Linked DNA regions of Mus musculus: region 2 is linked to region 1. Evidence: chromatin contacts called from ENCODE POLR2A ChIA-PET data. All regions are on one chromosome and are shown on one strand. The core of a region is the stretch at or near the end of the contact, and the rest is flanking DNA. Distances in the headings are between cores, read along the strand shown.

What was found. ChIA-PET counts read pairs that join two places held with the same protein, here RNA polymerase II (POLR2A).
Region 2: POLR2A ChIA-PET joins it to region 1 with 11 read pairs in Patski. The contact joins the promoter of Bpgm here to the promoter of Akr1b8 in region 1. POLR2A ChIA-PET finds 5 or more read pairs at or near these places in 3 of 5 experiments (Patski and embryonic stem cell).

Annotation. Positions count from the first base shown.
Region 1 is chr6:34,351,357-34,356,643 of GRCm38, reverse strand. Akr1b8 (aldo-keto reductase family 1, member B8) reads right to left here and starts at 2,498. Exons shown (of 10, transcript NM_008012.2): 1 at 2,348-2,498; 2 at 221-388. The coding sequence starts at 2,413.
Region 2 is chr6:34,473,124-34,478,410 of GRCm38, reverse strand. Bpgm (2,3-bisphosphoglycerate mutase) reads right to left here and starts at 2,055. Exons shown (of 3, transcript NM_007563.5): 1 at 1,989-2,055.

The DNA of each region.
Region 1 (5,287 bases), core at 1,249-3,748:
ATGAAAACAAGAGTATTCAAATCTCAAAGGAGCCATCCTTGTTATGGGAAAACTAACGTAGGAGGATTGGCCAGAGGCATCAGTTCTGGCTTGGAGCATGGATATTTACACCCAAAGATAGAGTGAGAACAAGGAAGGTTAGGAGAAGCTGGAGAGGGCTCTTGGTATGGACCAGAGTCTACCTGCTTTGAAGTTTCATCCACCAAGTGGACCATTGTACCTTGCTGACAATGAAGAGGTCCTCCCGCTGCACAGCCTTCTCTTTGATCTTCTCTTGGATGGCTTCTCCCACCTCATTCTCGTTGCAATAGGCATACGCGCAGTCGATATGGCGATACCCAGCGTCAATGGCCGCCTTCACAGCTTCTTTGACTTGGTTTGGGGGAGACTGAAAGGCAATAGAAAAGGCCATTGCAAAGGACACTCTTATACCAAAACCTTCCTCAACAGGCTCCACACAGCCCAATTTCGCCAAATCCCTGCAATGCTGGCGGGTGAGGGACTGGGGAAGAAAACAAACTTTTCAAAACAAGAAGAAAACCGTAATGTTCCCCCGTCCCGTGTTCTATCGGAGATAAAAGTCAGTTTCCATCTAATGTACCCGGTCTTAAAGGAGCTCTTGTTTCTGGGGTGACAGATGCCTGCCACTGCAAGTTGCTGAAAGCCAGACTTAACTCTGCAGTGACCCAGAGGACTTCAGCCCCAGACCGTGATAAGAATGTGAAGAATGGTTGTCTTATGGTAAATCCAGACTTGACCACACAGCAGCTGTGCTCAGGAATGAAGTACAATCGACTTTTTTTTTTAAAGCAGAAAGCCAAACTACTGGGTATGGTGGCCCGTGTATGTAGTCCCAGTATTTGAGAAACAGGAGGATTTTGAGTTTGAGGCTAGCTTGGGGCACATAGCTGTCCCCAAAATAAAACATAAATACGAAAAAGCCTTTCATCACCAAAACAACCAGCCGAACAAAAAACTACTCTTCTTTCACCAAATCTAGAAATATCTTGGTTAAGCATCAAACACAGAAAAGCTCCAGAGAGATAGCCTGCTTCCCTGGGATCAGAAGTGACCCCTAGCGGTTCAGAAGTACCTGGGCCTTCCAATAGAATCTTGCCTGCCAGCATTCCTTCAGATAAGAGCAGACTCTCCCTCTATGATACCACCTCCTTATCTTGACAACAACTCCCTTGTCAAGCGCTCGGTCTAATCTTTGGATTTCTGTGGGTTACTTCTGGTCAGAGTGCTTGACAGCTTGGTAGAAAGTGAAATGTCTAATTTGGAGCAAATTCGAGGTTTTAAACCCAGTGCTGAATCAAAGAGAGGCCCCACCTCTGTCCCATGATCAGAAGAAAAAGACAGTGCAAAGATCGAGAGACAGAGGCTAAGCGAGAGACAGAGGCTAAGCCACCAGGACAAGAGACTCGGACTCCAAAAACAACTCCTCCTGGAGGTGGCTCACACCTGTGATAACCTCTAGAAGCTGAGGCCGGAGGATTGCAAGTTCAAGGCCAACCCAAGCTATAGAATAAGTTCTAGGGCAGCCTAAACTGAAGTGTAACTCCCAGTCGCCAGAAATCAAATAGAGACAGCTCCTGGAAACTAGCTGACCACTGTCCTGTTATCACGAAAGGAAATAAACCCAAGGACAAAGTTAGGAGATGGAACAATGTCAGACTTGTCTCAACAGAAGTGGGAAGGGCCTTGGAGCATTCTTCCAGGAGAGCACACTGCCAGGCAGGATCTGAGCTCAGGCTCTGTCATCTTCCTGCTTAGTTTGATGTGCTCAGAAAATGGTGTAGTGTCTTGGTAAGGTGCAGGTGCCAGTAGCCTGTGCTAGGGTCTGAGACTCCACCTTTCCCCCAGGCTTCCAGGCCACAAGCTGCAGAGTCTTTCCCCCACCAAACAGAGCTAGGTCATTTGGAGCTTTTGGTGTCCTGCCACTGAATAACTCAGCCCTGGCTGTCCTGGAACTCACTCTGTAGACCAGGCTGGCCTCTGGCCTCAAATTCAGAAATTCGCCAGCCTCTACCTCCCAACTTCTGGGATTAAAGGCATGCACCACCACTGCCCTGCTTCAAACCAGCCAAAACTTATAAAACTTTAAGTGTCTCATGAGTTCAGAAGAAAGCTTGTTAAGAGGGTAACTGGCAAGTTCGGGAAAACTTGAAACCTGACACTTCACAGGGATATCTCTGCTGGAAAAAGTCTGTCAGAGCTTTGAGGTCTGAAACAGCACAAAAGGCAAAACCAACTTGTGTTCTGTCTCTAGGGTTCCAAACTCCCAGTAGATGTCATAAAAAGAAGAGGAAATGCCAAGACCAGGTGCCCAAGACTGCGCACTCACCTTCCAGGTGCCCAGGCCCACAATGGGCATCTTGGCTTTGGTACTGAGTTCCACGAACGTGGCCATGGTTGCTGCCAAAATCTTGCTGAGAGCAGATGTCTGTGTCCTTGTTAATGAGACAGATGGAGGCTTTAACGTCCTGGATGAAGAGGCCGGCTCTTACTGCAAGCGCCACGCCCAGACCCCTCCCGCCCCCGCCCCCCCTCCCGCAATGAACCGGAAGTTCATCCCAGTCTTTTGTAAGCTTTTAAGAGTGTGAGTAAAGATTAGTCATAAACCAGAGGGAAATCTCCCTGATGCAGAATATAAATTACTTTGTAGAGCTACTTAGAGGTGTATGAGCCTTAGGCGCATGGGGTGAAAGATCCTTCGAGCTATATTGCTAGCTATGTTTGGGTTTCCACAGTGTGTGGAGAATATGTATGGGTTTCCACAGTGTGTGGAGAACGGTGGAGCCTGTAGGTATTCCATGAGGTTGAGGCAAGTAAAAGTTTTCAGAGGCAAAATGGGAGGCTGCATAAATTATTTTGAGCTAACTGTTGCTGATCACAAAAGATCAATGACAGGGGCGCTTGCAGAGGAGGGGGGAGGGGAGAGAGGGGAGGGAACGGGAGAGGAGAGAGTGTTTTCTGACCCTCTTTTTGTTTGTTTGTTTGTTTAAGTTTTACTCATCTAATTGATGGAAGATTGTGAAAAGCAAATTTCCCCTGTTAACCACTAAGACCTTTCTTTGATAATATTCTTTCTCTCTCCCTCTCCCTCTCTCTCTCTCTATCCCCCCTCTCTCTGAATTTGAAATTTGACAAGTTGTCTAACTGTATAATTATAGTGAGCTTTTACATTTTTTTTGCTTACATTTAAAAACCAGACTTTTGTGATTATATTCTGTTTCACTAAGGACAGCATGAAAAAGAAAGATGCGAGCATAAACATCCTTTTCTGTCACTCGGATGCCATTGCCCGGTGCAGTTTCCTGGGCTCTTCTCAGCCTGTGTCAGCTTCTATGCACCGCACCACATTTTCCAAAGCTGACACCACAAGGCTAGCTTTTCTACACGTTTATAGTGAGTCATTTCAAAATTGCCTTTATGTTAAACATTTTAACGTTGCATTCTATTTTATGGTAATTTATTCTACCATTTCCACTATTCTTAGGTCTCTTGCTGATTTCCAGCTGGTTTCTATTGTGTATAAATAATATTTCAAGAAATATCATTGCAGTGAAGCATTGGGCCTCATTCCCTGGGGATAGATCTTTAGAAGTAGGAATATAGACTCAAATGAAGTTTATTTCAGTTTATCACACAAGGTATAGGTCAAAATTGATTTTTTTTCAAAATGGCAATTTTCAGTCATTTATAGAATAATACATTCTCACCTCCATGTTTATAGTTTTTCAAGAATCATATGTAAATGTTCTTGACTTTTACTTTATTGATATTATAAAACTAATGCATGTCCTCTAGAAAGAAAAACCAGAAAAATCAGAGTAAACAAAAGATTTTACGGGAGTTATAAGAGAATAAAAATTATCATTTTCCAATATTGAAATACTTATCAGCAATAACCTTGGGGTGTAACTGGAATACCTCACTGATTCAAGAAGTCCCAGATCATAGGAGCTCTGGTCTCCAAGGTGAGCCTAGGGCAGAAATAGCAAGCTCAGGATGGAAGCCCTGACCCACAGATGCCCAGGGACAGTGGCAGGTAGCCAGGTGTATGCCTAAGCCACCTTCAGTGTGTCTCCAGAACAGCACAGAGAGAGGAACTGAAATGTCTGGGGAAACTGACTGAAGGGGTTCACAGGCTGATTAGAAATATTTACAGTCAGCACTGTTAAAGTTGCAGTGTGCGTACAACTTAATGTTCTCAGGAGAGACTGAGCCACGATGTAGGCTCTACAGCTAAGGACATTGGTAATACGGGCAGTTTAGGAATGCTGACTGTAACTGAGGACCCAATAAATTAGTTCGGGGGGTGACAAACTTCAGGGAGATGTCACAACCAAGCAGAACTCATACCATGACATTTTTCATGCCCTCCTACCCCATTGAAATCCCATTGACACTTGGAAAGAGAAGACGCTAAATATAGGAGATTTTAGTCCATAAAGGGAAGTAAAACGGAAGCACAAGCGTCAACACCAAACTGGGTTGAAGAAGCTACGTTTATTTATTCTAAAAATGCAGCAAGCTCTCTCATATCGGCTCTCATGTTTGAGGGAATGTTGTAAGTCAAAAGCCAGAGTTCCTTGGGCTATCTATAACTCTCTTTACAGTCTACTTGTTTATCTGACCTAGTATCCAGACTTCTAGATAAAACTCTGGGTAGCTTGATTCACTTCTAGCAAGCAAAGGTCGGCCTCAGAATGGACAGAGCAGCATCTGACTCCCCCAGAAGGAGCCTGTGAGGTGCTGTGTCCCACATGCCTGGTGCTTCTCCGAGGATAACTGATAGTGTTGTAAGACCCCCAATGCTGGGCCTCCGCTCAAGTCCCGGGATGAGCTGGCCAACACCCCAACATCTCGAGAGAAAACCACACCTGATACAAACTGCAAGAGGTTTTATTATCCGCTAGCTGAGGATGAAGTCCCTCCACCGTGCAGGGCAGGGAAGTTCGACCCCAAGCAGTGACAGCAGGGGGCTTTTAACAGCTAGCTGAGGAGTTGGGAGGAGAGTTGGGAGGAGTTGGGAGGAGAGTTCTTCTCTTCCCGGTGTCCTTGGTGAAATTTACAAGGCAGGAGTGGGGAGTGAGTTCTTTCTGAATTTTTATCTCCGTGTCCTCGGCACAGGAAGGCAGGCATCTCTGGTTGTACAGTATAGAAACAAAAAGGCTTTTTGCTGGCTATAGCGAACAAAGAGCTTCTTTCTAGCTGTATTTTTAGAGATCAGGGAAAACAAGCTTGGGGAACGTCCAGGGGCTTTACCTTCCAGGGAGAA
Region 2 (5,287 bases), core at 806-3,305, 120 kb before region 1:
CAGTCCAAACACGTTAGTAAAGTCGATGTTACATTCACATTCTATAAAGTAGTTTATTGCCATGTCTTTCTAAATGGAAGGGTTTTGCTATTGATATCTTTGGATCCAGGCTCTGGCTATGTGGCCCAGGCTGGCCACGGTCTTGCAGCAATCCTCCAGCCTCAACCTCCTAAATCCTGGGATTACAGGAGCAAGGCACCATGCCCAGATGTCAATCCCTTCGCTCTCTTTCTCCAAACACCGCCTCACGCTTGGCTTCAATTCCAAGAACATCCGAGAAGCCACCAGTGCAAGCATGTTGCCCTCTGTTCTCTAGGCATGCAGAGTTAGATGCATGGATTATGAAGTTAGATGTACCAACCACTTCATAAAGTGAAACAACCCTATTAATCTCACAAACCATAAAAGGTGAAGAGGAAGAGAAACTTAACACAAAATAGCCAAACACTTAACAGTTGCCTCTGAGTAATGAGATTAAAGATGACAATTTTGGGGGGCTATACTAGATTTCTATACTCTCCTTTAAAAAAATATTTTTTTTACAATGATCTGGTTAGTTTGGTTCAGTTTAAATATGGGCACAAAAGAATATGTCCTTGAAGCCGGACACTTTTATTTGCTATAGACTTCATACAGAGGTCAATACAGTGAGAGTTTCCTTGTAGACATGATAGTGAAAAATTGTCTAATTATCTTTAATTTTACATAGCCTTTAATAAAGGCATGGGCCTTAGAAATGTAACTTCTGCCTTTTTAAACGATGTGGAAACTGGGCTGGAGAGATGGCTCAGTGGTCAGGAGCACTGGCTGCTCTTCCAGAGGAACTGGGTTCCCTTCCTAGCACCTGCAGGGGGGCTCATAGACATTTGCTCCAGTTCCGGGGGGGGGGGGGTGGTCCATGGACACTAGGCGTACACAGAGTACACATACATACATTCAGGCAAAAAAATCATACACATAAAACAGTCTTGAAAAAAATGTGAAAATTGGGCTGGAGAGATGGCTCAGAGGTTAGGAACACTGCCGGTTCTTCCAGAGGTCCTGAGTTAAATTCCCAGCAACCACATGGTGGCTCACAACCATCTGTAAAGTGATCAGATGTCCTCTTCTGGTGTGTCTGAATACAGCTACAATGTACTTATATACATAAAATAAACAATTCTTTTAAAAAAATGTGAAAATTCAGTTTTACAGACAAACTAACACGACTTTTATTATAGAAACGTTTGTACCTGCTGCTGAAATGTAACCATTTACTTTTTATTTCCTCCCGAAGGCGTCGGAATTCTGTTAGTTAATATTCTAGAACCATTTCCCCCATTCACGGGCTATAAACCCTTCCTAATTTGGGGGGGGGGGCTCCATCCTGCAAAGTCTAATAATAAACTTCATTACAATTTTGCATTTCTTTTGACTTACTGTAGTGAAATACTTGCTCCTACCCCTTAGCACAAAAAGAAATGACACTTTTTGGCCATGATAGTGGTGGTCGGGCGTGCACGCGTGTGTGCTGGGGAGGGGGTAGTGTTCCCCTGAACCCGGAATATGGTTCCTGAGACTCCTGAATATGCAACAACCTCTTTGCCTTCCATGATATTTCCCCCCTTAACTTACACTTTTAGGATCAAGGTCTGCCTTCGCCCTACACCTGCTTCCTTCCAGTGAATCCACTGGCTAAGACAAGTAGCCACACCTGAGCTATCCAGGAGGTAGAGTTTAACTTTGCTAAGCCACCATCACTACAGCTCTGGGTTCACACACCATCACTCCAGCCGACAGAACTCACTGTTCCTGAGAGATGCTCGCTGAGAAAGGGCCAGCTGAGAGCTGGGGTACTCGGGAGGGTCTCGCTTGAAGCGGGCATCAGGTTCCCACCAGATACTAAAGCCGGGCAAGGTAGCAACCGGCCTTCTCACGATAGAACAGCAAGCCACTCATGAAAGAAAAGAAATCCTCACAACTGTAACAATTACAACGAAGCCACTCACCTGCAAGGAAACTACCAGTAGCAGCCGGTCCTCGGTAACGCCGTGCTGCAGACGCCAGTGAGGATTCATCGCTACAGCCGGCATCAACGCTCTTTTGTAGCCTAGAAGCCAAAATGGTCAGAACCGATAGCGCTGGGTATTGGAAGACAGAGTTGTCACTCATTCACGGCCCCGCCCTCTGGCCAGCGACCAGCCGGAGGTTCTTTCCGGTTTCTCAAGTCCCTGGGGTAAGAAGGGAAGCTATGATTGGTTTAATGAGGAAACAGACGCACGGATAGACCAATAAGATGGTAGTTTCGGACATAGGCAGGCGGGCTTTAGTCGTAGAGACCCAAACCCCTGAGCATCGCCGGGGCAATGTTTGTGGGCTGCTAGCTTTGCCGTCCAGAGACCTGTTTGAAGTTCTCGAAATTGAAACACACCTGCTGTGAAAAGCGGGTCAGCAGATGAAGGGATACTTCTTCTAGTTAACGGAAAATTTCAGGTCCTACCTAGGCTGAACCCGGTAGATCCTCACGAAAGCTTGTTTGGCACGCCTGTGCGTCGAAAACAGAGATTAAAATGAAAACCTTTAAAGTGTCCTATTTACAGATAGTCGCTCATTCTTACTTTCTCCTAACATTATGAAGAGAAGAGAAGCGAATAATAGGATATCCTAAAAGTACAAGAAGGGCGAAGAGGTTAGAAAAGTAGAAAATGGTACACTACAGTTTCTGAAATTAAACCTATGAAAATGCCAGCTTGTCACTCGGGTCTGGTACCAGAGCTGGAAGCTACTAAGCAGGCTTGAACTACCACACAAGGTCTGAAACGTGTGTCAAAACGTGAATGAGAAAGATAAGAAATGTTATGTGTGCCTGAGCAGACGGGAAAATTCCCCTTCTTGGTTTCTGAAAGCTGTTCCACTTAGTGTCTTCTGAACTCACCTAGTTAATTCTATAAACAAGTCCAATAAGTTTGTGACCAGCTAATGGGTGCTCAGATCAGTTATTTAGGATGAAAATCTTGACACACCATGAACTGGTGTCATGATGGCCTGCTTGTAGCAAGCTGTATGTCCCATTTATGCATTTTAGCTCATGATAGTTGCAGCTACCCCTTTCTGAGAGAGCGTCTCTCAAGGACAGTGAGTTCTGTCGGCTGGAGTGATGGTGTGTGAACCCAGTGCTGTAGTGATGGTGGCTTAGCAAAGTTAAACTCTACCTCCTGGATGGCTCAGGTGTGGCTACTTGTCTTAGCCAGTGGATTCTCAGGTCAGAACAGCTGGAGAAGGAATCTGCCCAATCGTACACACCTGCCAACCTGTTCTTCCTCTTCTTCATGAGGGCAGATGGACCAGAAAACATTTCCGCTGCCCTGTAGTATCAAAGCTTTCTCCTCAGGAAGGGTAACGGCAGCCATGCAAAACCAATCCTAACAGCCATACAGCATTTGACATTTGAGGGTACTCTGAACCTTAGGATGCCTGCTCATTTGATTTACTTTGACCTTGTTAGGAATACTCAATAACACTAGCTTGGCATATAAAACTTTACAATACTTGTCTTTTAGAACTATTCACCAGGGTCACTAGTGTGTACATTGTTATTTTAAAAAAAAACAAAACATCTTTACCTATGATGCTCTTAGGTGGGATGTGAAAGCGAGTGTTGGGAGCAAGCCTGGTCTTTACGACACAGGTATTCACAGAAGTTAGCAATGGCAGGAGTCACTGTTGCATGGCAAGATTGTTCTTATGTTTATCTAGATCGCAATATCATATCCTGGACCCCATGTTCCGATCTGTCTGTGAGCTGTTTGCCTTGAGAACGTTGAAAGAGTGAACCTGTGCTCACAAAGATTATCATAAATCCATTTGAGGCAAAGATGACCTTCAAAAACATTAGACTACGCCTTACTTCACTGGGCCTTAGAAAGAACCCTACCTGGTTCCTTGCACAAACAATAGGGGATTGAAACAAAAACCCAAGGCTGCTAATTTATAGTTCTGGGGAAAGCCTTTTTTCTTACAACTGCCTCCACCTCCCACAAGCAATGTATTCCAGCTATGAGGAATTTAATTCTAAGGCTGAAGAGATGACCCAACAGTTATGATACTATGGTACCCCTAACAGAGCATCTGAGTTCAGTTTCTAGCACCCACATTTGATGTCTCACAATGTCTATAGCTCCAGCTCCAGGAGGTCAAGCGCCCTCTCCTGGACTCCATGAACACCTGCACTTGTATGTACACATCTATACACATAACTAAAAAACAATAAGAAAGCCAGACGCGGTGATCCATGCCTTTAATCCCAGCACTCAGGAGGCAGAGGAAGGAAGATTTCTGTGAGTTCAAGGCCAGCCTGGTCTTCATAAGGATTTCCAGGAATGCTAGGACTATACAGTGACACCTGTCTCAAAAAGAAAAGAAAAAAGGAAAGATAACAAGAATGAATATTTAAATTTTTTAAATGAGGAATTCCATTCTGATACAATATAGATATTATGAAAACAAGTTTCTTTGGGCTCATTACTTCAAATTTTGATGTAATCCCACTTTCAGTCAAATAAATGAAACAATAATAAATTATTTTAACCTTATTGTCTTTGTCTTTATTGTCTGCATATATTGAAAAGTCAGTATCCGCCCATGTTGTTCCTTGAGAATTGTTCCATTAATAACCTGAATAAAGTACATCTAATGGTAGCATACTTAACTGGTGAAAATAATTTCACATCGATGTGTACAGAGGCCATGGCCTTTTCCAAACAGGGCTGAATTGGTCCACAAAGCATAAAAACATTACTACTGACTTAGATGGTTCTACCTTTATCTAGTTTAGCAGAACCATTGTCTTTCTCCAGTAAATTACAGAGTTAGTCCATATCCCATGTACAGGACTGTCTGTTTATCTTAGTATCAGGGCACATCATCATGAGCTGGCTGTTTGCTGCTGGTAGTCTCCCCCAACTCCTTTCTTTTTCAAAGTCAAGTTAACCTAGTGCAATAAGCCCATGTCTGTCCTTCACCATTGACCTGAGTGCAGATTCCTCTTTCCTGAAACTAAAAAGTGTGTTCATTTCTATATACAGTTGGTACCCAAGCCTTGTCTGCCATCACATGCTGCCTCCAGTTTCTTAGCAGCCTCCTGGGAAGTCCCCCTGAACTTCCTTTAACTCTTCCAGGGAACCAGGCTGGTACTAGTAGGAAACCTTTGTGAATATGGCACAAGTTATCCTCCTTGCCTTCCACCAGCTTAGAGGAGTGACTTCCCATTTTTCCACATATCGACCTTCCTTTCTCCTGTGGTTACCCA